Regions from separate parts of the Mus musculus genome. Here all the other regions are linked to region 2. The links are chromatin loops, found by intact Hi-C in ENCODE. Cell type or tissue: gastrocnemius. All regions are shown on one strand.

Region 1 (8,000 bases), 63 kb after region 2:
ACCTGTATGGTAAGTCAGGCCTGGCTGTTTTACCAACCTGGAGTCCCTTTCTTGGAGAATCTTCCAAGATGCATTTGGGCTCAGAAGTCAGGGGAGAGAATAGACTGTGTAAAGAAAGGTAAGGCAGTTGTGACTCCAGGCAGAGACACAGCTACTGGGCTTTGGTCTTTGGTGGCCTGCATATATGGCACCTTCTCCCTGCTGCCTGATGTCCCAACTGCCTGTTGCCACAGGGCTGCTGACAGGTAGTGATGGTGACCTCGGGGAGGATGCAGCTCACAGCTCACATGTCTTTCCAGAATGGCATCATCACTGGTGTGTTCCCCGCGAGTCCCTCCAGCTGGCTTATCGTGGTGGTGGGTGTGATATCATCCATGCATACCAAAGTGGACCCCTCCCTGGGCATGATTGCAAAGATCAATCGGACCCTAGACACCACGTGAGTAACCCACCTCCACCCTCTGCATCTTGAAGAAGATGGTGGTACCTCTGTTGACTGTCCTCGCTCTGAAATGTCTGAGTACAACTATGCTATCGCTGTTTTTCCGCATGCTCTTTGCCCTCCTGACCTGCTATTGAAAGTCTGCAGACACTGCCACCCTTCTTCTGAAGACTAGGCTAAGAGTGGCAGAGGCACGGGGACCTGCCTTCCAGGTGTCTGTCTCCTGAGGTCAAGATGGAGACAGTGATGACCTCAGAGGGCATCTCTGCCCCAGAAGATGGCTCCAAGTGTGGCTGTTGCCCTGGAGTTGGTCCATCCAGTGATCTGGTCCTCTGAACTTACTGCCGGTCATTGCTTAGGGACAACTCAGCCCTTGGCCCCTTCACAGTGGCTTAGATGCCTGCAGGGAAGTGCGTTACTCCTTGGCTTTGAGTTTTAGTTTATTCTGGGAACTTAAAAAAGTAGATGTCATCCTGTCTAGGGACAAATCCTGGCCATCTTCTGGTTTTTCTTTTTCTTTTCTTTTCTTTTCTTTTCTTTTCTTTTCTTTTCTCTTCTCTTCTCTTCTGTTCTCTTTCTTTCTTTCTTCCTTTCTTTCTTTCTTTCTTTCTTTCTTTCTTTCTCCCTTCCTTTCTTCCTTCCTTCCTTCCTTCCTTCCTTTTTTTTTTTTTGAGACAGGGTCTCACCGTATAGCTCCAGCTGTTCTGGCCTAGAACTCAGGGATCTTATCTCTGTCTGTCTCTGTCTGTCTGTCTGTCTCTCTCTCTCTCTCTCTCTCTCTCTCTCTCTCTCTCTCTCTCTCTCCTGGTTGTTCAGCTGTAGATACTGTATGCTAGGAAGGATTGCACAAGCAAACAGATGAGAGAGTGGCCCCAGGGAACACTCACAGCTGGAGGAGTTGGTTTCTGCTGACTCAGAGCAACTAGCAGATTTAACCCAGCAGTGTGGCATGTTTAAGACAGCTTGAATAGGTGCTCGGGAATCCTGGAGGTCAGTCTTTAATGGGTCTGCATGCCCTGCCTTCTGATTGAGACACCCAGGAGTGACTGAGAAGCCAGCCAGCTCCTCAGCCTCCAGCCCTCCTGGCAGCATTGGTCATTCCTTTGTAAGCAACTGTAGGAAACAAGATAAAAATGCCTGTCCAGGCATCCTGCCAAGGGTCCTGTCTGCCTGGGGCCTGGAACATCGAGCTGGGGCTAGGTTCTCAGAAGCAGCTGGCAGAGCTGGTCACTAAAGACTGGACCTGTGCTGTCCTGAGAGGTGAGGAAAGTCCTGTGAACGCTCACCCTGCTTCCCTGAGTGTTGAGCTGGCTGCCAGGCCCAAGGCAGCTGTGAGGCCAACAGCCAAGCTTTGCTCTTACATGGGCTGTGTGTCTCAAAGCCGGATTGCACACAGCCACGCCAGCTACTAAAACCTTGCTTAATCTCAGTCTTTATACGATTTGTTTCTTTGTCCCTTAGACTCTATTTTCGTAAACTGGGTCATGTCTGGCTCAAATTTAGAAAGGTCAGGTGAAGGCTCAGAGACTTGCAGCCTGAGGGGCTGTTCTGGAAGCATCTTTCCAGTGTGGGTGGAGTGCCTGTGTCTCCTAGGCTGCTTTGGTTTTGTTTGCTGAGATCTGAAAGGAAGGCCATAGAGGTTATCAGCACAGCTGAAAGTGAAATTACTTTTTTGTCCTTATTGGATTTTTTTTTTTTTTTTTGGTTTTTTGAGACAGGGTCTCTGTGTAGCCCTGGCTGTCCTGGAACTTGCTATGTTGCTATGTTGACCAACCTTGTCTCATGAACTCATAGAGATCTACTTGCCTCTACATGTGACACCATGCCCAGCTTGGATTTTTTCTTTAAATTTTATTCTGTGTGTATGTGTACTATACGTGTGCCTGGTGCCTTCAGAGGTCAGAAGAGGGCATCAGATCCCCTGAGACCAGAGTTTCAGATGAGTGTGAGCCACTGTGTATCTGTTCCCATCAGCTGCAGGAGGAAGCATCTTCCAATGACAGTTGTGCTAGGCACCCATCCTGTTCTTCTGGGAGGCGAGGCCTCCAGAGCATAGGTCTCTCACATGATGTTAATGTTTTCCAATATCAGAGCTCTGAAGGTTAGATATGCTACTACTTTGATCATTTGGGACCTCTTATGTTATGTTTTGCTTTTAGATTTATTTATTTTTATGTATTATGTGTTAGTCACATATTATGCATATATGTTTTTAAGAATTGTCTATTTATTTTAGTACACTATAGCTGTCCTCAGACACACCTGAAGAGAGCATCAGATTCCTTTACAGATGGTTGTGAGCCACCATGTGGTTGCTGGGAATTGAACTCAGGACCTCTGGAAGAGCAGTCAGTGCTCTTAACCTCTGAGCCATCTCTCCAGCCTCATATTATGCATATATTATGTATGTATGTGTGTATGTGTGTATGTATGTATGTATGTGCCTGCAGGCCAGAAGAGGGCACCAGATCTCATTATAGATCAGCCACCATTTGGTTGCTGGGAATTGAACTTAAGATAACTGGAAGAGCAGCCAGTGTGCTTAACCTCTGAGCCAGACTCGATCTCTTTTATTTGTTCCTTGACAATTGCATACACGTCAACAGGATACCTTGATTTAACCCATCCCAACTCTCCACTCAAACCTTTTTAAAAACCCGCTGAGTTCCCTTAGCGCCCCCTGCTGGAGGATCCCTGGTCGGCCAGCTGGCTTGGTCCACTTCTCAGTGAGTCTTGTCTGCAGCAGCCATGTTGTGTTCACATCTGGCTGCACCCTTTCCACCCCTTCTTCCATGATGTCCCCTGAGCCATGAAGGGGAAGGGCTAGTTTTTATTTTTGTCACTATTTTTCCTTTTCTAAAACAACTGAAATAACCCCTCAAATAGCAGCACTTTGTTTTGAGTTTTCTTTCATAGTCGGTGACTTTGATTTTTAACTATTTAAAAATCTTTTAAGTTTTTTAAAAGATTTATTTATTTTTATTTATGTGGGGATTTTTTGGCTTTGTTTTGTTCTGTTTTTGTGTTTGAGACAAGGTCTTATGTAGACCATGCTAGTCTTGAACTCACAGAGGTCTACCTGCCTCTGCCTCCAGCTTGCTGGGATATTTGAGTTTCTTATAAATAAAGACAGCATTTAAGGTTATATCTGAGGACTGGGGATATAACTCAGGGGTTGAGCCCCTGCCTAGAAAGCATGAAGCCCATAGTTCACCCCTGGGCACAGCAAAACCCAGCAAATGCTAGCAAAGTATGTTTGAGAGACTGGCAAAGCATTATAATCTGAAGAAAACGGGCCAGGATCCCTTTGAGCAGCAGTTGGCAGGTCCCACCCACTGGGAGCAGTTGCCATCGTGAGCAGCTCTCTGCCCCACAGGAGCCTCTCCACCATTCCTCCAGAGACTGGAAAAACTGTGTGTTGTTCAAGACTGCTCAGGTCGCTGGCCGGCCTCTTGATTCTTCCTTGGGCCTCCAGAGACAGGCCACTCTGCTGCACCCAGCCAAGGCTGGCCCATTTTGAGAGGAATAGAGACTGCCAGGGCGCTTGGAGAACTGGGGTCCCTCAGGCTTCTTCTGCAGCCTGCTCACTCCTGTCGCTGGGAGGGTGCTTGGTCAGCCCGCTTTCTGGTAGCTGCCATTACCACCTTCCATGCTGACGTCTTAGCTCCTTGTCTGCTCCATCCTCACAGTGGCCGCATGTCAAGCCAGACGAAGAACATCGTGAGTGGCGTCCTCTTTGGCACAGGGCTCTGGGTGGCGATCATCATGACTATGCGCTACTCGCTGAAGGTGCTGCTCTCCTACCATGGCTGGATGTTTGCAGAGCACGGCAAAATGAGCCGCAGCACCAGAATCTGGATGGTAACCACCCGTCACCCACCAGGGGACCCGCTCCGAGTCAGAGCAGGACCCTTGCCTCCTTAGACCTTTCCTCCTCTGTTCCTTGGTGTGTAACCTGTCCCCAGCCTCTGGCTATGGGAGAGCTATGGCTCATGACACTTGCATGGATGGAGCCAGGGCTGCTTTTGCTAATGGTTTCTGGGAGTTCTGCCATCTCTCTGTTCACCTCTGTGTGACCTGTGGTTCAGGCTGGATATTGAGCATAAGTACCACCCAGGAGGTCTTTGTAGCCTTAGGGGCCACTTTGCAGGCAGACACCAGACGGTTTTCTGAGTTGGTCAGATCACATGATTTACCCTAATCCGTCAGTGTTCTCTATTTCTTCGTGACCTTAAGGCCAAGGCACCATGTTTAAGAGAGAGAGAGGGTTATACCATATACATGTGTGTTTGTTAAATTATAACTGGTTGTGAAGGCTTTTGTTGTTGTTTAGTTTTGGTTTTTGAGATGGGGGCTCATGTCACCCTGGCTGGCCATTTCCTGACTGTAGCCAATGATGACCTTGAGTTTCTGGTTCTCCTGCACCACCATGCCTGATGTTTATGAGATGCCAGTGACCAAACCCAGAGCTTCATGCCTGGCTTACCCAGATGAGCCGTCTGCCCAGGGAAGGACATCCAAAGCCCCAACGAGCTGCTTTTATAAGCTTAGCTCTCTGGAGTAGGGGGAGGAGGATGACGGATCACTCCTGGGACCTCCCTCTTTGGCACTCAGACCCCAGCCTTTCCTTCCCACACACACCATTGTATGGCTGTCACATATCCCCCACCCACCCACCCACATATTGTCACCCCTCTTGGCTTCTGATTTTTATAAAGAAAAGGTCATTTTCTGCACCCAAGGTTTGTAAAGGATTTCAGTGAATCTGGTTCTGGTAACATTGCCTTTCAAATGCTTGTTACTGGAGCTCCTCCTTTGTGCATGGGAGGAGTAGGTCAGCTTGGCCTTGACTTGCGGGCCAGTGTGCCCCCATGCCCGCACTTGTGAACGTCTTCAAGGTCCCTTTGCTGCCCACCACGCACTCCTGGCCTCCATCTTTCACAAACCAGCTTCCACCTTATATATTAGTTTTTTAATGTCTAGAGTAGCAAAACTTAACCAACAGGCTTAACACAGTGTCCTCTAGGATGGCCCTGTGGCTGCTGTTGAGCTGAGTCCCAGCACTTCCTGAGCATCGCAAATGAGAATCACCGACTACACCTTGAACCCTTAGAGATGCCCTAGCTCCTGCCAGCAGGAGGCAGCTGCCTTCCATAGCTGGCCTGCAAAATCTTCCTACAGGCTGTGGGGGGAGCTCACTCTCTAGGCTGCTTGACCTGATGGGCAGGGACACACTGCTGCCCCTGGGGGTGGCTTGAGGGTCAGGCACCTCAGCTGATCCTACTCCCTATGTGCAGAGCGGGCACCAGCCTCAAATCAAGGACCTTCCAGGAGGAGGCAGACAGCCCTCCTGCAGAATCGGGAAGGACAGTAGGCAGCCACACCAGAAGACTTCTCTTTTCAGCTGAGCTCTCGGTGGGACCGGAGCCTGATGGTGTAGACCAGGGATGGCTCTGTCATAAAACACTCAGAGAGTCAAACGCAGTTGAACCCTGGCTTTGGTTCTTTAACACAGCCTCATCTTTGAAAACGTAACTTGTATCTCCAGGCTATGGTCAAGGTCTTCTCGGGTCGAAAGCCCATGTTGTACAGCTTCCAGACGTCTCTGCCGCGCCTGCCTGTCCCAGCTGTCAAAGATACCGTGAGCAGGGTAGGTATTATCCACACTCCTGCTGAGATGCCAGTGTCCTTGGGATCCATGTTTCTGCCTAATTGTGACTGTAAATTAAAGTTCTTAATCTTTGTTATTGCTCTGCAGTCTCTCCTGTAGGGTTATTATAAGAATGTTCCCCTGTCTCCCACCCCACAGAGTCCTTGCACTGGCTAGACAAGTGTTCTACCAGTGAGCTACATCCACAGCCCTTTGATATATATATATATATTGGATACAGGTCTTTCTAGTTAGCACACACTGGCCTTGAATCTTTTTTTGTTTGCTTGTTTGGTTGGGGCTTTTGTTTTGTTTTGTTTTTCTCGACAGGGTTTCTCCATGTAGCCTTGACTGTCCTGGACTGACTTTGTACACTGGGCTGTCCTAGAACTCCCAGAGATCCTCCTGCCTCTGCCTCCTAAGCACTGGTATTAAAGGCATGCGCAACCACTTCTGGTGAACATTTTAAGATCTACTCACCTTTTGCTTTATATGTGGGAGTGTTTGACTTTGTGTATGTATGTACACCATATGCTCGCAGTGCCTGAGGAGGCCAGAAGAGGGTGTTGGATTCCCTGGGACTGGGGTTACAGATGACTGTGAGCCTCCAAGTGAATGTTAGCGACAGAGCCTGGGTCCTCTGCAAGAGTAGCCAGTGTTCTTCCCTACCATCCATCCCTCAGCCCCATGACCTTGAACTCCTGATCTCTTGCTGTAGCCTCCTGATGGTAGACGAGTTTCACTATCCATGGCTTGATACTGTTTTCTCTAGAGCATTATTGCATCTGCAGTGTTTAAAGTGCTGTGTCCCACCTATTGGGGCATGATCACTTTTTTGTTTGTTTGTTTGGTTGGTTGGTTTTGTTTTGTTTTTTTGAGACAGGGTTTCTCTGTATTAGCCCTGGCTGTCCTGGAACTCACTTTGTAGACCAGGCTGGCCTCAAACTCAGAAATCTGCCTGCCTCTGCCTTCCGAGTGCTGGGATTAAAGGCGTGCACCACCACCACCCGGCTGCATGATTGCTTTTTAATGGTGTTACTGAGATGCAGTTTAGGACTGTATAGTGTCCTTGATTAATGTGCAGAGTTCAGTGATTTGAGTTTGTATCCATTATTTTAAACTGGAAAATACATACAAAGACCACATTTATTATTTTTTTTAAGGCTGGGCATGGTGGCACTAGCCACCTTTTAATCTTTTAATCTTAGCACCCAAAAGGCAAAGGAAGGCAGATCTCTTGTGAGTTCAGACCAGCCAGGGCTACACAGTGAAACACTTTCCAAAAAAAAGAAAAAAACAGAAGGAAGAAAATGGTTAAGGAGATGGCTCAGTCGGTAAAACGTTTGCCTGGCAAACATGAGAGCCTGCATTCTGCATTTGATTTGTCAGCACCCATACATGATAGCGACAGATTTGCAGCATACACTGGTAATCCCAGTACTGGGGAGTGGAGGCAGGGGGATGCCTGTGGCTCACTGCCCAGTAAGCCTAGCCTGACTGGTGAACTTCAGGCGGCTTCCAGGGAGGTGGATAGCCTGTGTCAGGCTGACTCCTGAGTGCCACCACACATGGGTTCATCTTTTCGCTCTGGCTCTCGGGCACGTGTGCACATACACAGAATTGTTTTAACTGTTTCCAAGTGTACGCCCAGCAGTGCAACTCTCTGTGCTTTAGGGTGTCAAGGAGTTGTGACCACCCTGGATTGTCAGGCTTTTTTATAGCCTTGGGCAGAAGCCACAAAACTCCCTGCCACAGGCCTGCCAGCTTCTGTTCCACTTTCTGTTTCTAGTTCTGCCTCGAGAGGGAGTATGGTAGGAATGGGATTATGTAATCTGTGACTTTTGTGAGGGGTTCCCCCTACTAGCGTTTATTTTTCTTTGAGTCAGGATCTTAACCGAAGCTAGCCTC
Region 2 (8,000 bases):
TCATTATGTTTTCTCACTGTTTTCAAAATGAATGACCCATATGTGGGGCACATAGCTATTGACCCTACACAGGAAGCAGAGGTAGGAGGGTCAGAGGTCAGTTTATTCCTTGGATGTAAAGAGAATTTAAGGTTGGTCTGGGCTGCATGAGACCCCACTGCAGAACCAGGAATTCTCTGGGGAGCTTCCGCAAGTTGTGCGTGAAACTGAAAGGCAATGAAGGAGGAGCACTGTCACAGTGTACTTTCTTTCCTGTCTTTCTAGAAAGGAGCTTGTACGAGTTGAAGCCACAGTCATTGAAAAGACAGAATCATGGCCCAAAATCAACATGAAATTTAGGAAAAGGAAAAACTTCAGGAAGAAAAAAAGTAAGTATGAGACAGTGTATTGGGGCCCTGTGCTCCCAGCACACCGTGGTTGTGCCCATGTTCCCTGCCAAGTAGCTGGGCAATGCCAGGGTGGTATTGTGCCAGCATTGTGCTGGATAAGGGCCCAGGATGACTCACACTGCCCCACTGCAACATGCAGGCCACATAGAGCTGTGAACCCAGCATGGCACCCACCTTGAGACACTGGGGGACAGCAGTGGCATATTAGATTGTCTTGGAAAACTGGAAGCAGCTCCCACATGTGCTGGGAATAGTTCACACTCTGCACAAGTCAGGCTGAGGTAGCAACAAGGCAGGCAGCCTCTGTTGTCAGCACATGTGTTTGTGCATATGACGTCACAGATAATTCAAAGGGAGACATGATTAGATGCTCAGGAACAGGTTCATGGCCTCTGCAGGAAGTGGGGGAGCCAGCTGTGCTCTTTGAAATCACTTGGTCAGACCAGGCAGTCCGCATCCTCCCTTCTGATGATGCTGCCTGCATTAGCCCTTTAGTAGGCCCCAGCAGTGTCATGGAAGTGCCAAATACAAATATCCTCTGAGTGGTCAGGCCGTGGCCAGCTGGCTGACTTTTAAGGAGGCTCATCAGGCTGGAACCTGAGGATGCTGAAAACGCCCTGGAGCCAGTGCAAGGAGAGAAGCTGGGGGAAGAGCCAGCTTAGGGGTATCTGGGGGTGAGGTCACAGTGCCTAGTACCCACAGGAGAAGGCTACAAGCTGGGCTTCAATGTCAGCTGGGAGGAGTGGGGTCATGAGGCTGCTGACCTGTGGACAGGGCAGGTGAAGTCTAAGGGTGACTTCTCAGGGCACTGCTTCCCTTTTCAGTGGTTGGTCTGGCTAGGCAAGAATCCCCTGTGGTGGTGGAAGCCATGGGTGGGCAGTGCCAGATGGTAAGTGTGGTGCCAAGGCTAGGTGGAGCATGGACGGTCGGAGGGAACACCAGTGTCCTTGCCCCTGAGTCGATCTCCCTTTCCTGAGGGAACACCTAATTACGAGGCCCTAATAGGTGTGGCCTGTTCCCTATTACCTGCTTTGTTCTGACATAGACATCTGACATCCTCAAAGCAGTAGGTGAGCCATGAACAGTGAGAGGGCCAGAGAATGCCAGTCAATCCCTGCAAAACAGAGGGGCCCTAGGGCAGGGTCCAGGACCACAAAATGGCTACAGAGCCTGACTCTGGGAGTGACATCGCAGCAGATAAGGCCAGGTCTAGTGCTCACACTGAGGAGGCTGAGGCAGGGTTCCCAGCCACCTGGACAGCAAAGCAAGATCCTGTCTCCAGCCAGGCCCAGGACGATTGGATGGCCTGGCAGGTGAAGACACCTGCTGACACCAGAACCCACAGAGTTGAAGGAAAGAACTAGTTTCTCCCGAGTTGTCCTCTGATAAGCACTTGCATGTGGACACACACAGACACACTGTGACAACTTGCATGCACACACAAAATAAATGCAAATTAAACAAATATTTTTAGTTGGCTCCCTCATATCCCCTCAAAAATAATAACAGCGGCAATTGTGAAGCAGTCCTGGACAGTGAGATGTAGTTTCACGTACCTACCCCAGTCAGTAGCCACAGTACCTAACCACAATCTGTGTTAAAGGGGAGCCTCCCCAATCCCTCACTCAGAGTGACTAGGCCCACCCCGCCTTGGAAGCCTTGGGGCCAGTGTGGTTGTGGGAGCAGACCCTGAACCTTAGGCCACTGAGGGTGGAGCCTATGCGGTGAGTGAGGCAGTCAGTCCACATCACAGAAACAGTAGGAAAAAGGGACCAGGCTGGCAGCCAGGCAGAATGCACTGACCTGAGCCCCGAGACTGCTGTCTGAAGGACATGAGACTGAGCCCGTGACAAGGTTCTCTCTTTCAGTCATTGTGAACCCTCAGACCATCCTCCGCATTAACACCATTGAGATTGCACCTCGTTTGCTGTGACTGCAGAGCCGATGTCTAAGAAGTTCTGAAATGTCTAATAAATTCACGTCTGTACTCAGGAAGCTGAGGCAGGAGGATCACAAGTTCCAGGCTAGGTTGGGCTACAAAGCAAGACCTTGTCTGACAATGAAAACAAATAAAGTATTTTTTAGGAGACTGAGCCTGTGACTTGCTGTTAAAGCCAGTTCGTGCTGCCTGGTAGGGTACATTAGCCGTCAGAATAAACATCACTCTGAGCCCTAGCAGCAAGCCTGCTGCTTGTACGGACTGGTGGTATTCCTGGCAGCTGTAGCAGGCAGAAAGGGGACCCACACCTGGGACAGAAGTGGGCAAGAGCTGGAGTGGGTTACCAGGACAGCTGCTGGGATTGGGCATGTGGTGACAGTGCACTTACTGCCCTAGCAAAGCCCTCAGAGGCTGAGTCAGAAGGATTCCCAAGTTCAAGGTCATCTTCACCTGCATAGTAAGCCCTGGGCTAACCTGAGCTCTCTGACCCTATCTCAGGATGAAGCAAGCTGCTCCAGGATGGAAAGCTGCAACTGGCCGGGAGATATCTGTGTGTCAGCTGCTTCCTTTAGCCTCCATGGTTCTATGACAGGGGTCACAGTACAGGGTCAGTGCTCCAGCAGCCCCCCAGGGGGTGGGGGGAGCACAGTGACAATAGGGCAGAGGGTGAGGCAGGAGTTCTGATCCTAGGAACGGTTTGGGGCTCAAGGGCTATGACCCTGTGAGTCAGGCCCACCTTGGGGGAAGACCACCAGGAAGGTCACACAGGCTCTAAGGATCAAGCCAGAAGCATGGAATCAGAGAGGAAGCACAGGCCATCCACAGGAACTGCCAGCCCTTTCCTGTGGCAGTAGCCTGTGACCAGTCATGTGACAGTTGTCCTACTTTTCCCTGCTGCCCCTAAGATGTGACCCTCACTTTCAAGTTTTTTGATTTTCAGGTTTTTTGAGATAGGGAGGTATCACTGTATTATTCCTCATAGCCCAGGGTGGCCTTGAACCTGAAGCAAACCCATCTCAACCTCAGTGCTGGGATTGCAAGTGTGTTCCACCACTTCCAGCTGCCCAACTCTGGAGGGCTTTTGGATTTGGGTGGGAGGCAGTTACCCAGCAGCCAGGTTCCCCTGCAGCTCCTTCTGTATGCAGTAGAGGGCAGCACCCCACTGGCCAGCTCTAGCCCTGTAGCCTAAAAGCAGGCTACTGGAGAGCAGGCCTCTTTCAAAGGCCCCAGCTGACTGTGACATGGCTCAGGTAGGAAGGTGGCAGACAGGCCTTGGGTGTGAAGTGCTCAACAACCCGCAACCTCTATCCAACCAATTAGTCTCTTCGTCTCTGTCTCCCTCTCCCCCTCCCCATGTCTCCCCCTCCCTCTCCCTCTCTCTCTGTTAGACACAGACCCCTCTGGGTATTTATGCCTCAGTGCATGCCAAAGAGAGCAATTCTCAGAAGTCGGGCCTACTTTGCACCTCGTTTAAGACAGTTTCTTCACCACTGCGTAAGCCAGGCCAGCTGACCACGGGGCTTGCAGAGACTCCTCTGTCTCTACCTCGCATCTCCTGTAGGTGTATTGGGATTGAACACGTGACTCATACATGAGTCTGGGGATCTGAACTCAGGTCTCCAGGCTTGTGCAGCAGTGCTTTACCCACGGAGCCACCCCCAACCCAACTTCTTGTATTATTTGTTGTTTGTCTGTGTGTATGTCTGCATAGGAGGACAGAGATGTTACGTATCTCCTAGAGCAGTTATGTCTGCCTGACATGGTACTGGGAATGAACTCCAGTCCTCTACAAGAACAATGTGTGCTCTTTCTTAACCAGCAAACCTTCTCTCCAACCCAGTGTCTAACAAATTTCTCTTGCGGTTCATAGCTCATGCTGGAATCCTGGACACCAACTCTCCCCCAACTTCCTGCTAGCTCAGCAGTGTCTCTGAGCCCATTGGTCTAGAATCTTTGACTGTGGCTTATATGTGTCTATACTTTCATTGTTTTGTGTTTAAGATGGTATGTGTCTCAGGCTGGCCTCAGAGTTAGTATGTAGCAGATAATGATCTAGACTGTCTGATCCTCCTGCCTCTGCTTCCAGACTGCTGGTATCACAGGTGCACATGCACACACTCACTTTGGCTTTATTCTTGTAGTGCTGGGGATGGAACCCAGAGTCACGTGTGCTAGGCAAGTGCTCTACCAACTCAGCTACATCCCCAGTACTATTTTTGTTTGTGGTTTTAAATTTTACTATTAGTGGATGTGTGTCCAAGATGGAACAGAAGTGTCTGAGTTCAAGTGGCAAGTCCCCATCTCACCAGCTTGTTTGTCTAAGATAACCTCTTACAGACTGGTGAGATGGTTCAGCAGGTAATGGCTTGCTGCCATGCCTGATAACCTGAGTTAACACATAGAACTGATGCCTGAAAATTGTCCTCTGACCTCCAAACAAAAGTTCAGTGTAATTTAAAGATTTAATTTACTTGTTGTAAAAGTAACTTGTATTTGCCTGTTGTAATTGTTGTCTTCATGGCTTTCTGTCTCCATCTGCTGACTTAGTCCTAGAATTTTCTTGACTCTATAATCTCACCGAGGCCTAGAGTGTTTTCAGCCTCTGAGACTTGCTGCTGAATAAGCTCATCCTTTCTAGTTCTTTCTGAACTCAGGCTGGTTCAACTCAGCTGCTCTGGCTCAAACGCGTCTCAAAGCTAACTGATTCAATCTGGCCTGTCTCGTTGGCTATTCTGTCAAATCTTTTTCTGATTCATCACTTTGTCTGCTACTCAATTAGAAGCCACTTTCAAACATGGGTGCTTCCTTCTACAAACTAACTTTACCTTCATTGTTTGGGATTAAAGGTGTGTGCTAAGGGCCTATGTACTTAATCCAGCCAGAGGGATTAAAGGTGTGAGCTAAGAACCGAGCCACACTATAACTGGAAACAGATTTTTCAGTAAATAACCCAATCGTGGGGTTCACAGTGTGATCATATATCCTGCAACACCTTATTTATTTGTATGTGTGAGTTTATCTGGACCATTTGTGTGCTGCTGTCTACAGAGACCGGAGAGGCCAATGAGTCCTCTGAGCCTAGAGTTATAGGAAGTTGTGAGTTGCCCTGTGAATGTAACACTGGCTGTCCTGGAAGTCATTCTGTAAACCAGTTTGGCCTTGAACTCACATAGATCTACCTGCCTCTGCCTCCCAAGTACTAGTATTAACGACGTAAGCCCCTGTCACCTGGCAAGAAATAAACGCTCTTAACTCCTTATCTGCTAAGCTCTCGCTAGGCAAATATAAATTTTTTTGAGCTAATCATTTGCTAATTTTATTTTTTTTTCACTTTTAATTTTAATTGGGTATTTATTTCATTTACATTTCCAATGCTATCCCAAAAGTCCCCCACACGCTCCCCCACCTACTCCCCTACCCACCCACTCCCACTTCTTGGCCCTGACATTCCCCTGTACTGAGGCATATAAAGTTTGCAAGACCAATGGGCCTCTCTTTCCACTGATGGCCGACAAGGCCATCTTCTGATTCATATGCAGCTAGAGACAGGAGCTCCAGGCGGGTATTGGTTAGTTCATATTGTTGTTCCACCTATAGGGTTGCAGATCCCTTCAGCTCCTTGGGTACTTTCTCTAGCTCCTCCATTGGGGGCCCTGTGATCCATCCAATAGCTGACTGTGAGCATCCACTTCTGTGTTTGCCAGGCCCCGGCATAGTCTCACAAGAGACAGCCATATCTGGGTCCTTTCAGCAAAATCTTGCTAGTGTATGCAATGGTGTCAGCATTTGGAAGCTGATTATGGGACGGATCTCCGGATATGGCAGTCTCTAGATGGTCAATCCTTTCGTCTCAGCTCCAAACTTTGTCTCTGTAACTCCTTCCATGGGTGTTTTGTTCCCAATTCTAAGGGGCAAAGTGTCCACACTTTGGTCTTCGTTCTTCTTGAGTTTCATGCGTTTAGCAAATTGTATCTTATATCTTGGGTATTCTAAATTTCTGGGCTAATATCCACTTATCAGTGAGTACATATTGTGCGAGTTCTTTTGTGATTGGGTTACTTCACTCAGGATGATGCCCTCCAGGTCTGCTCCACTATGTTCATAGCAGCCTTATTTATAATAGCCAGAAGCTGGAAAGAACCCAGATGCCCCTCAACAGAGGAATGGATACAGAAAATGTGGTATATTTACACAATGGAGTATTACTCAGCTATTAAAAAGAATGAATTTATGAAATTCCTAGGCAAATGGATGGACCTGGAGGGTCTGTCCCAGATATCTCAGGACTTCAAGTTTCCCTTTGCACACAACTCTGGGGACCAGAGCTCACAACAGCAGCTGCTGTGCCTTCTCCTCCAGTGTGTCCACACCCCAAACCCACAGCAACTCCCCAAGATAACAGGTGAACATTCGGAAGGTGTGGTGCCCTTTGACCCACATCCGGGTCAGCCACCGCCCTGCCGCTTGATGGTTCAGCAGCTCCAAGTGCAGAACTGGGAGACAGTGCAGAGGCAGAGCTGCCTGAGGGCTAGTGGTATGTCACCTTCCTTTTCTTCCAGACGATGGCTTCAGGGAGACTGTTCTCCCGAGGAGGGGGTTGGTCCTGGAGATCCAAGAGCCCAAGGTGCTGGTGAATGCTAATGGCTGGCAGCATCTTACCTCATTGTCTTAGGAAATGATTTCTGAGCAAGGATCATTGGGTTCTAAAGTAAAAGCATGGGGCAAGCAGATGGCTTAGTCAGTGCCCTGCTTGACTCATAGCCATGGGGATTTGAGTTTGAATCCCCATTACCTACATAAAACAGCAGGTGTGGACCGCCGGGCAGCTCAGCAGGTAAAGGTATCGACAACCTAAGTCTTATCCCAGGACCCACGGAGTAGAAAAAGAAAACTGATTTCCCCAAGTTGTTTTCCTACCTCCACAAGCATGCTTTGCCACACATGTGTCCAAGACATGTACACACACACACAAATAAGTAAATGTGATTTTTAAAGCTTGGCATGACAATACATCAGCAATATGACTGCTGATATAATGCAGAGGTGAGAGGACCCCTAGGGTTCACAGCCTATCTGGCTGAGTTTGTGTGTTCCAAATACAGTGAGAGACCTTATATTAAAAAAAAAAAAAAAAGCAAGCTAGAGAGCTGAACGTGGTGATGCATGTCTTTAACCCCAGCACTCAGAAGGCAGAGACATTCAGATCTCTGAGTTCAAGACCAACCTGGCCTACATAGCTCCTAGTGAGCCTTCTAGCTAGTGAGACCCTGTCCTAAAAGGTAGGAGAACCAGGGCAGAAGCAGAAAGCCAGGCTTGGGGGCACCCACTTTTAATACCAGCACTTGTGGTGCAGAGGCAGGCAGATCCTTGGAATTTGAAGCCAGTCAAAGTATGTAACTTGTCTCAAACAACCCCCCACCCCACCCCAAAAAAACCCACAGGGAATGACTCAGTAACACTGGCTGCACAATGCTGAAAACCTGGGTTCAAGCCCTGGAACCCACAAAAGGTAGAAGGAAAAAACTGATTCTATTGTTTCGTCCAGCCTCCACACCAGTGTGTGGCACATGCAAGCCTACATGAACATGCACATACATATACCACAAATACACAGAGCACACACAGAATAAAAATCCCACTGTGTTGAACCACCATGCATACCAAGAGACAAC
Region 3 (8,000 bases), 160 kb after region 2:
TCTTTATAGTCCTGGCTGTCCTGGAACTCACTCTGTAGACCAGGCTGGCCTCGAACTCAGAAATCCGCCTGCCTCTGCCTCCTGAGTGCTGGGATTAAAGGTTTACGCCACCACGCCCAGCTTCTCTCTATTCTTGATGGTGGACATGACCAGCTGCCTCAAGGTTCAGGCCTCCTTGACTTCCCCGACATTACGGACTGTATAGCCCAGGATTGCAGAGCTGAGAAAACCCTACTTGTCTCTTAAAGTTGTTTTTTGTCAGAATATTTTGTCATGGCATCAGGGAACACATTTAGGACAGAGCCTAAGATAGCCCAAGATTATGTGTCTCTGACTTGCAACATTCTAACCCTCCATAATCACAGAAGCACTTTTAAATTGTATTTTTAAGAAGTTTAATGGACTTTAATTTTAGAAAACCTACATGACATTTCTGTCGTAAATCAGTGCCTCCATTCCAAGTAAGCCGCAGTCATAATAAAAGAACTCAAGGTGACCCAGTCCCCTTTGTCTGAAGTCCTTCTGTGTGGCTAGCAAGTTGCATCCAGGTGACTGGAGAGAGACTCAAAGTAACTGGCTCATTTGCTACACCGAAGACTGGGGATTCCCACATGGCATGGGGGCACACACCTTTAACCCCAGCACTCCAAAGGCAGAGGCAGAGGCAGAGGCAGAGGCAGAGGCAGAGGCAGAGGCAGAGGCAGAGGCAGAGGCAGAGGCAGAGGCAGAGGCAGAGGCAGAGGCAGAGGCAGGTGGATATCTGGGTTCCAGGACAGCCTGGTCTACAGAGCAAGTTCTAGGACAACTAAGGCTACACAGAGAAACCCAGTCTTGAAAGGTAAAACCAAACCAAACCACCACCATCACCACCACCAAAAGACTGAAGATTCCATGAAATGCTTCCCAACTTGAGCAGGTGGTTTCCTGCCATACAAATGTCCTCCCTGGTTCAATCTGGACCACTAAAGGGACAGAAAGTACAGAGGGTATTTTCTTCTGCTTCTTAGTGTTGATTTGACTTCTATTTCTGTGTCTCTGTGCATGCCTGCCCATTGGAGTGTGCACCATAAGCATGGACTATAGAGGGTAGCAGAACTCTGGTGTTCTGCTGGTGTTAGGCAGCAACTGTGAACCACCCAGCTGGGTGCTGGGAACATAAATCAGGTCAACTGCAGGAGCAACAAGTGCCCTTAACCCTCACGCAATCTCTCCAGCTCCAGTCACAGACGTCATGAGCAGTTGATGAGCTCTGTGGCACCTTAAGCAGAGGAGTGGCCTTTTGTTCTCCCTGAAAACTTCAGTTCACATTTTCATCCTCTTTGATGGGTCTTCAGGAAGATTGTGGATCATGGTTTGGAAGTTTCTGGAACTGATGGCTTCCTGAGGGCATCCAGGTAACAGACAGGTGTGTGTGTGTGTGAGTGTCCCAGTGCATGCAGGTATCTGAGGAGGCCAGAAGAGGGCGCTGATGATGGCTTCCTGAGGGCATCCAGGTAACAGACGTGTGTGTGTGTGTGTGTGTGTGTGTGTGTGTGTGTGTGTGTGTGTGTGTGTGTGTCCCAGTGCATGCAGGTATCTGAGGAGGCCAGAAGAGGGCGCTGAGTCCCCTGAAGCTTGAGCACTAGGTATAATGAGCTTCCTGACTGGGTGGTAGGAATTGAATTCATGTCCTTTGCAGCATTTATCTCTTAGCTGCTGAGCCATCCTTCTAGCTCCTGCAACAACTCTTTCTTTCTTTCTTTCTTTTTTAAAAGATTTATTTATTTTTATTTATATGAGTACACTGTAGCTGTCTTCAGACACACCAGAAGAGTGCATCGGATCCCATTACAGATGGTTGTGAGCCACCATATGGTTTCTGGGAATTGAACTCAGGACCTCTGTAAGAGCAGTCAGTGCTCTTAACCAACTGAGCCATCGCTCTAGCCCCCTGCATCAACTCTTAAGAGTACATTGTCCTGATTATTTTATTTTATTTTTTTGTCAGCTTGACCCAAACTTGTGACACCTGTGAAGAGAAGACCTCACCTAAGAAACAGTTTCCATCAAAAATGGCCTGTGATCCTGTCTGTAGGCATTTTTCAATTGTTGATTGATGGGGAAGGGCTTAGCTCTACCCACAATGGTATAAGGAAGCAAGTCGTGGAGAGCAAGCCAGTAAGTTGTGTTTCTCCATGACTTCTGCTGTGGTTTCTGTGTTGATATCCTGCCCTGACTCCCTTCAACGATAGACCATTTTCCAGAAGTGTAAAATGAAACAAAGCCTTTCTTCCATGAGTTGCCTGGGTCAGTGCTTCATCACAGAAGAGAGGCCATGCATTAGGTCAATTTAGGGGCAGCTTAGAATGCTTTTTCTACCCAAAGTCAGAGGTTGGACTCAAATATCATTACTTTGACCAAAAATCTACAGACTAAAAAGAATTAAAGAAAAATAAGGGACTGGGGAAATGCCTCAGTTGCTTAAATACCTATCTCAGCATAAAGATCTGACTCTAATCCCAGCCCCCACATAAGAGCCTGCTGTGGCTGCACATGGCTGTCCAGCCAGTGCAGGAGAGGGGCCTGCAAAAAAAAAAAAAAAAAGAAAGAAAGAAAGAAAGAAAGAAAGAAAGAAAAGAAGAAAAAAAAGAAAAAAGGAGGACCTCCAGCTCACTACCCAGTCAGACAAACCAGCAAGGGCTAGGCTCAAAGGCTCCATCTCAAAAATACAATGGAAAATGATAAAGATACCCAGTATCGCTTCTGGCCTCAAAATGCACATGTGGGCACGTATGCATATACACTACACACTGAAAAGAGTTTTAAAAAGAAAATTAAAAAATATAGGGGCTGTCAAGATGGCTCAGTGGTTAAGAGCTGCTCATACAAAGAACCTGGGTGTTTGATTCCCAGCACATACATTGGATGACTCACAAGTCCAGCTTCAGGGGGGCCACCACCTTCTTCTGGCCTCTGTAGATACTTAGGCACATAATTTAAAACTATAATAAAATATTTTTACAGAATTGAAATGTTTGATCTTAAGAATCTAAGGAAACAGACTAATATTTCACTGGAACACCATCTAACTTCAGTACAAGCCTGGTCTTAAGAATCTAAGAAAACAAACTAATATTTCACTGGAACACTATCTGACTTCAGTACAAGCCAGAGAAATATGGCCAAGGCACGAGAGCATAAACTGGATCACAATCCCTCACTTGTACCTGTTTTGTGAGAATCAAGGTACACGCCCTAAGTCCTTATGCACAGGCCTTGGTGGCTCCCTGCCAGGAAAAAGAGGTGAACATAAACAAAGAGATAACCGAAAAAAACAAAACAAAACAAAAAGGAAACCAGCCCTAAGCAGCATAGGAGAGGCAGGAATCTATCAGCTTGGCGCTATGCCTCTGGCACACCTCTAAAGGAAGTGCCTGGGTGCATGGCCACAGCTGAAGTCCATGCCTCCTCAGCCAGGAAGCTCCAGCAAGACCAGGAAGTGCTAGGAAGCATGACCAAGGTTCTCCAGTGTACCAGCTACTCTCAGCCCTATCCTTGTGCTCTTCTGGGCCTATCTCACTTTCTACACCCTGGTGTGCAGGGCAGTGGGGTGCAGAGAATCTGAGAAGATGCTACAGGCATGGACACGAGCTATCCTTAGTGTCCTATTGACTGCCTGCCCAGCACACTGGTTCACTCAGGCCCAAAGCCCACTGCTTGGGGTTAGAACAAGGTCCACAGACACAGGATGAGAGAAAGCCTCGCTGCAGGGAGAAAGGATGGGGCAGAAAAGCTTCTTACCTTGTCAAAAGATCACTCAAGGAGGCTAAGATGCCTGCATATTTCTCCACAAGCTGAATGAGGCTTTTGAAAACCACTAATCTGGATCCTTCACTTCCCTTCTACCAAGGTACAAGAAATAGTGCAAGGTGCTTTTAACATAGCCTTGCTCCTGGGCCAGCATTTCCTAGCTAGCCAGCCCCTGACATCTGTAAAGGCTTCAGATTGCAGACCCAGCCACTGGACACTGAGAAAGGACAGGGAGCACAGTTCAGTGGTGGAGCACTTAACGTACATCGCCCTGGGCTTGATTCCCAGTTACAGACAAGTTCTCCTCCCCCGCCTCCCTCCCTCCCTCTCTCTCTCCCTCCATGAGAGTTTTGCCTGCATGCATGATTGTGAACCATGTGCATGTCTTGCGTTTGTAGAGGTCAGGAGAACAGTGCTGAGTCCCCTGGCACTGGAGTTAGGGAGGGTTGTGAGCTGGGTACTAGGAATTGAAGCTGGGTCCCCCTCAAGAGCAAGTGCCCTTAACCACTGAGCCACCTCTCTATCCCCACTTGTGTGTGTGTTGTCTTTCGTACCCTGATGCTCTGCTGAGTTTACCTACTACTTCTAGAAGCTTTGTATGGGTGTTAGGGTTTTCTGTATACAAACCATAACATCTGCAAACAGGTGATTTAATAGGCTGTCTTAACAGGACTCCCCAGCTACTGTCTCCTCAAGTTTTTTTTTTTTTGTTTTGTTTTGTTCTGTTTTTTTCTGAGACAGGGTTTCTCTTGTGTAGCCCTGGCTGTCCTGGAACTCACTCTGTAGACCAGGCTGGCCTCGAACTCAGAAATCCCCCTGCCTCTGCCTCCCACCACCGCCCGGCCTCCTACAAGTTTTGAGCACCTGATCTGATGATCTTTTATTTTCTCTTTATTCCCTTACCTTGGCTTGCTGTATACTTACTAAAAATTAATCAAAACCAAAACTAGTTGTTCTCCAGCATGTGTTTGCATGCGTACTCAGGAGGTCTGAGGTTGATGTCAAGGGTCTTGTTCACTCTTGCATCTTACCCATTAGGAAGGGTCTCAGTTAAATCCAGGGTTCACTGATCTGACCCTTCTAGCTAGTCAGCTTGGAGAGTCCACCTCTGACCTACAAGGCACGCTGTCACACCTGTCTGGCATCTGTATGACTTCCGAGGATCTGAACACTGGCTTTCTTGCTTGTATGGCAAGTGCTTTACCCACTGAGGTCTCCTGCTCCCCATTCTTCCTTTGATGCTTGATGCCTTTGGTTTTTCTTGTCCAATTGCTCTGATGAGAATGTTCAATACTGTGTGTAATAGAAGTACTAGCTGTGTTTCTGACACGGCAAACTTAAGAGGTTTTCACCACTGAGTACAATGTGGGTTGAACTCTCACTATGTACACAGGCCAGCCTTGAACTGGAGAGCTTCCTGACTATGGCTCTTCTGTTTGCTCGGAAACTACAGGTGTCTGGGGAGATGCTCCAAAGTGCTCCAGCAGCTTTTTATATGGTTAGCATTTGACAACAAAGAACAGGCGCAGACAGAACACCAGTGTATGGCGCCCTCTAGTGTTACAGTTCTTGTGCAGGTCCAGGGGGATTCATTGATTCTCCGTATTTGGTACAAACCTAGACACTGGAATTGCTCAGCCCTTGCTTGACAGCGGCTTGTTGGTTCTAAAGGCTTGACAACTTTTCCATATTCCTCCAGCAACTAGGGCCTGCAGTTCTCCTTCTGTGGCTTTCCCAGCTTCCTATCTTTCAGCCTGGACTATTCAGCTTTTCTCTACTTTTTCTCTCTTTTCTTGTTCTTGTCCTGGAGACTCATTTGATCACTGGTTCCTCAGCAGTTAAGCAAGTGGCCTCCTTGCTACCCTTTAGCTTTGGCCTGTCAACTCAACTGCTGTGGCTGTCACTGCTCTGTTGTGCTGGCAGTCAAGCCCTTCCTTCCCACGAGCAGGAGATGAGATCTCGAGAGAGCCGGTGTTGGGCAGGTGTTTCCAGCTCACCAAGGGAGTCAAGCACCTGCTACACAGCACAGCACCTGCTACACAGCGGCCATCTGTTGCAACCACAGCTTTGTCTCTTTAACAGCAGTTCTCTGGCTAGACCCCAGAGGAAGTGTAGATTCTGCCTCAGATGGAAATGATCACAGGACCATTTAGAGATCGCCAACGATTGTATTGACACAAAGTTCAGCATAGGTAAGAGTGGCAAATGTTATCAGCTCCAACGCCCGTTACTGCCAAGCCTCCTGCTGTGGTTGAGCCAGGTGTGTCCTCTAAAAGTCATTTTTGAGTTGAATCCCCACTGAGGGGGAAGTGGAGGGGCTTGATTTGACTTTAGTGTCTAAGGATGAAGCCTGGTGTGTGTGTGTGTGTGTGTGTGTGTGAGTGAGAGAGAGAGAGAGAGAGAGAGAGAGAGAGAGAGAGAGAGAGAGAGAGATTAAGATCTGATGATGTGACAAGGGTGCAGCCCCATTAGCTGAGGAGGCCAGAAAAGGACACATACACGTGTTCTTTCCCCCCCCCCCCCCACGGGATGCCTGGGGCTGTTAGGACTCTTGCAGTCATAACCTTGGACCAGAATCACAGCCAAGATAAACCTCAGTAGAACTTACGGTCTGCAGCATTGCTAATGGCAGCAGAAAATGAAAGAACACCTCCTTGCGAGTTCTTATTTATAGTACCATAAAATGGTCTGCCCCATTGCTTTGCAGAAAGGTAGACCTGCACATGCTAGGTCTCCATTTACACTACACTTTGAGGTTCAGGCATACTACCCATCACAGTTCATTCCTGGGGGTTCGGGGGGGGGGGGAAGAACTCCAGTATGTGACTGCACTGTCATTTGCCTGTTTTCTTGTCACTGGATAGTTATCTCAGTAAAGTTACAATAAATTTCTCTGGACAAATATTTTGTGGGCATGTTGTCATGTGAGCATCTAAGCTGTGGAATTATAAGGCAGTTTGCTGGCATAATTAAGAAATCACCTCCACAACAGCCAGAACAAATGCTCAGCAACTTTCCAAATGGGTGCATCATTTGCAGTAGTGACAGCAGAGGTCCCAATGCTTCATGCTGTCACCAGCACCTGAATTTCTCTGTATAGCCCTGGCTGTCCTGGAACTCACTTTGTAGACCAGGCTGGCCTCAAACTCAGAGGTCTCCCTGCTTCTGCCTCCCAAGTGCGGGGAATAAAGGCGTGTGTTACCACACAATTCCTGTTTGCCCTCATGTGTTCCCGTGTGTGCCTGAGCTGCTTCTTGACAGGTAATTCTATGTGCATCAGTGCGTTGCCCATGTGCCTACAGTGCCCACAGAGATGAGGGTGCTGGACAGTCTCTGGAACCTGAGTTACACATAGATGGTTGTGAGTGGCCTGAAGAGGTTGGAATTGAATCTGGGTCCTCATCAAGAGCAGTCTTGTCCAGTTTTACTTGCCTGTTCAAGTGGTGTACCAAGCCTGGCACATGGGCTGTAGTAGACCCCAACACAGGACAATTAAACCATCCTACTTTACAAATATGGACCAGCAGGATGAGTAAATGCAGCAAAAGGCCAATAGGAAGCAGGAGCACAGCTCTGGTAGTGCCTTCCCCATTATCAGGAACCACCCGCCTTTTGGTGCCGAGGAGCAAAAAGACAAGCAGAGAACCATCCTGCCCAAAGTGAGCTGGGATTCTCAGAAGCCCATGATCTTGCTCATGGTGAACCATGGGAGATGCCTGTGGGAGACACCTGCAGAATCCAGGAGAAACATGAAGTCATGTGTGTGACGGGCAGAGTACAGGCCTTGCTAGGGCAGCAACAAGGGGGGGGGGGGACGACGACGACACACATTCTCAATGCAAATAGAGATGACATGCCACAATTTCTACTGCTGCTTTTGAGGTGGTCTCCCGGCCAGCAAGAAGGCTCAGCAGGTGATGGGGCTTGCCCATCAACTTGAATCCAATACCTTAGACCAATGGTTCTCAATCAGTGGGTCATGACCTCTTTGGGGTTGAGCAACCCTTTCACGGGGGTTATATATCAGCTATCCTGCTTATCAGATTACAACTGCAATTTGTAACAGTAGCAAAATTAGTTATGAATTAGCAACAAAAATAACTTTATGGCTAGGGGGTCACCACAACATGAAGAACTGTATTAAAAGTTCGCAGCATTAGGAAGAGAACCAATTCCCCCAAGCTGTGAGTTCTACAACATGCATGGTGGCA

What was found. Hi-C counts contacts between places; a loop is a spot of excess contacts. Peaks named below come from ENCODE experiments on the same cell type or tissue, not always from the same donor. Only the 100,000 strongest peaks of a DNase experiment are listed, where the experiment ranks them.
Region 1: a loop joins it to region 2, with 4 times the contacts of the local background. A loop is called at or near these places in 13 of 42 quality-filtered maps.
Region 3: a loop joins it to region 2, with 5 times the contacts of the local background. A loop is called at or near these places in 22 of 42 quality-filtered maps.

What each region holds. Positions count from the first base shown.
Region 1 is chr19:3,352,186-3,360,185 of GRCm38, forward strand. It overlaps Cpt1a (carnitine palmitoyltransferase 1a, liver), which reads left to right. Exons shown (of 19, transcript NM_013495.2): 3 at 300-439; 4 at 4,132-4,303; 5 at 5,991-6,092. Among named protein-coding and RNA genes, the nearest start is that of Gm36532, 21 kb to the right of the region's middle. In gastrocnemius, a CTCF peak has its summit at 3,131 (motif pointing left); a DNase peak (open chromatin) is centred at 1,635; H3K4me3 peaks cover 328 bases; H3K27ac peaks cover 2,034 bases.
Region 2 is chr19:3,288,720-3,296,719 of GRCm38, forward strand. Mrpl21 (mitochondrial ribosomal protein L21) reads left to right here. Exons shown (of 7, transcript NM_001347420.2): 6 at 265-368; 7 at 2,258-2,482. The coding sequence ends at 2,322. It overlaps Mir6984 (microRNA 6984), which reads left to right and starts at 201; the gene lies at 201-264. In gastrocnemius, a CTCF peak has its summit at 3,469 (motif pointing right); DNase peaks (open chromatin) are centred at 491 and 3,484.
Region 3 is chr19:3,446,064-3,454,063 of GRCm38, forward strand. No RefSeq gene overlaps it. Among named protein-coding and RNA genes, the nearest start is that of Gal, 36 kb to the left of the region's middle. In gastrocnemius, a CTCF peak has its summit at 5,352 (motif pointing left); DNase peaks (open chromatin) are centred at 3,346, 5,337 and 5,795.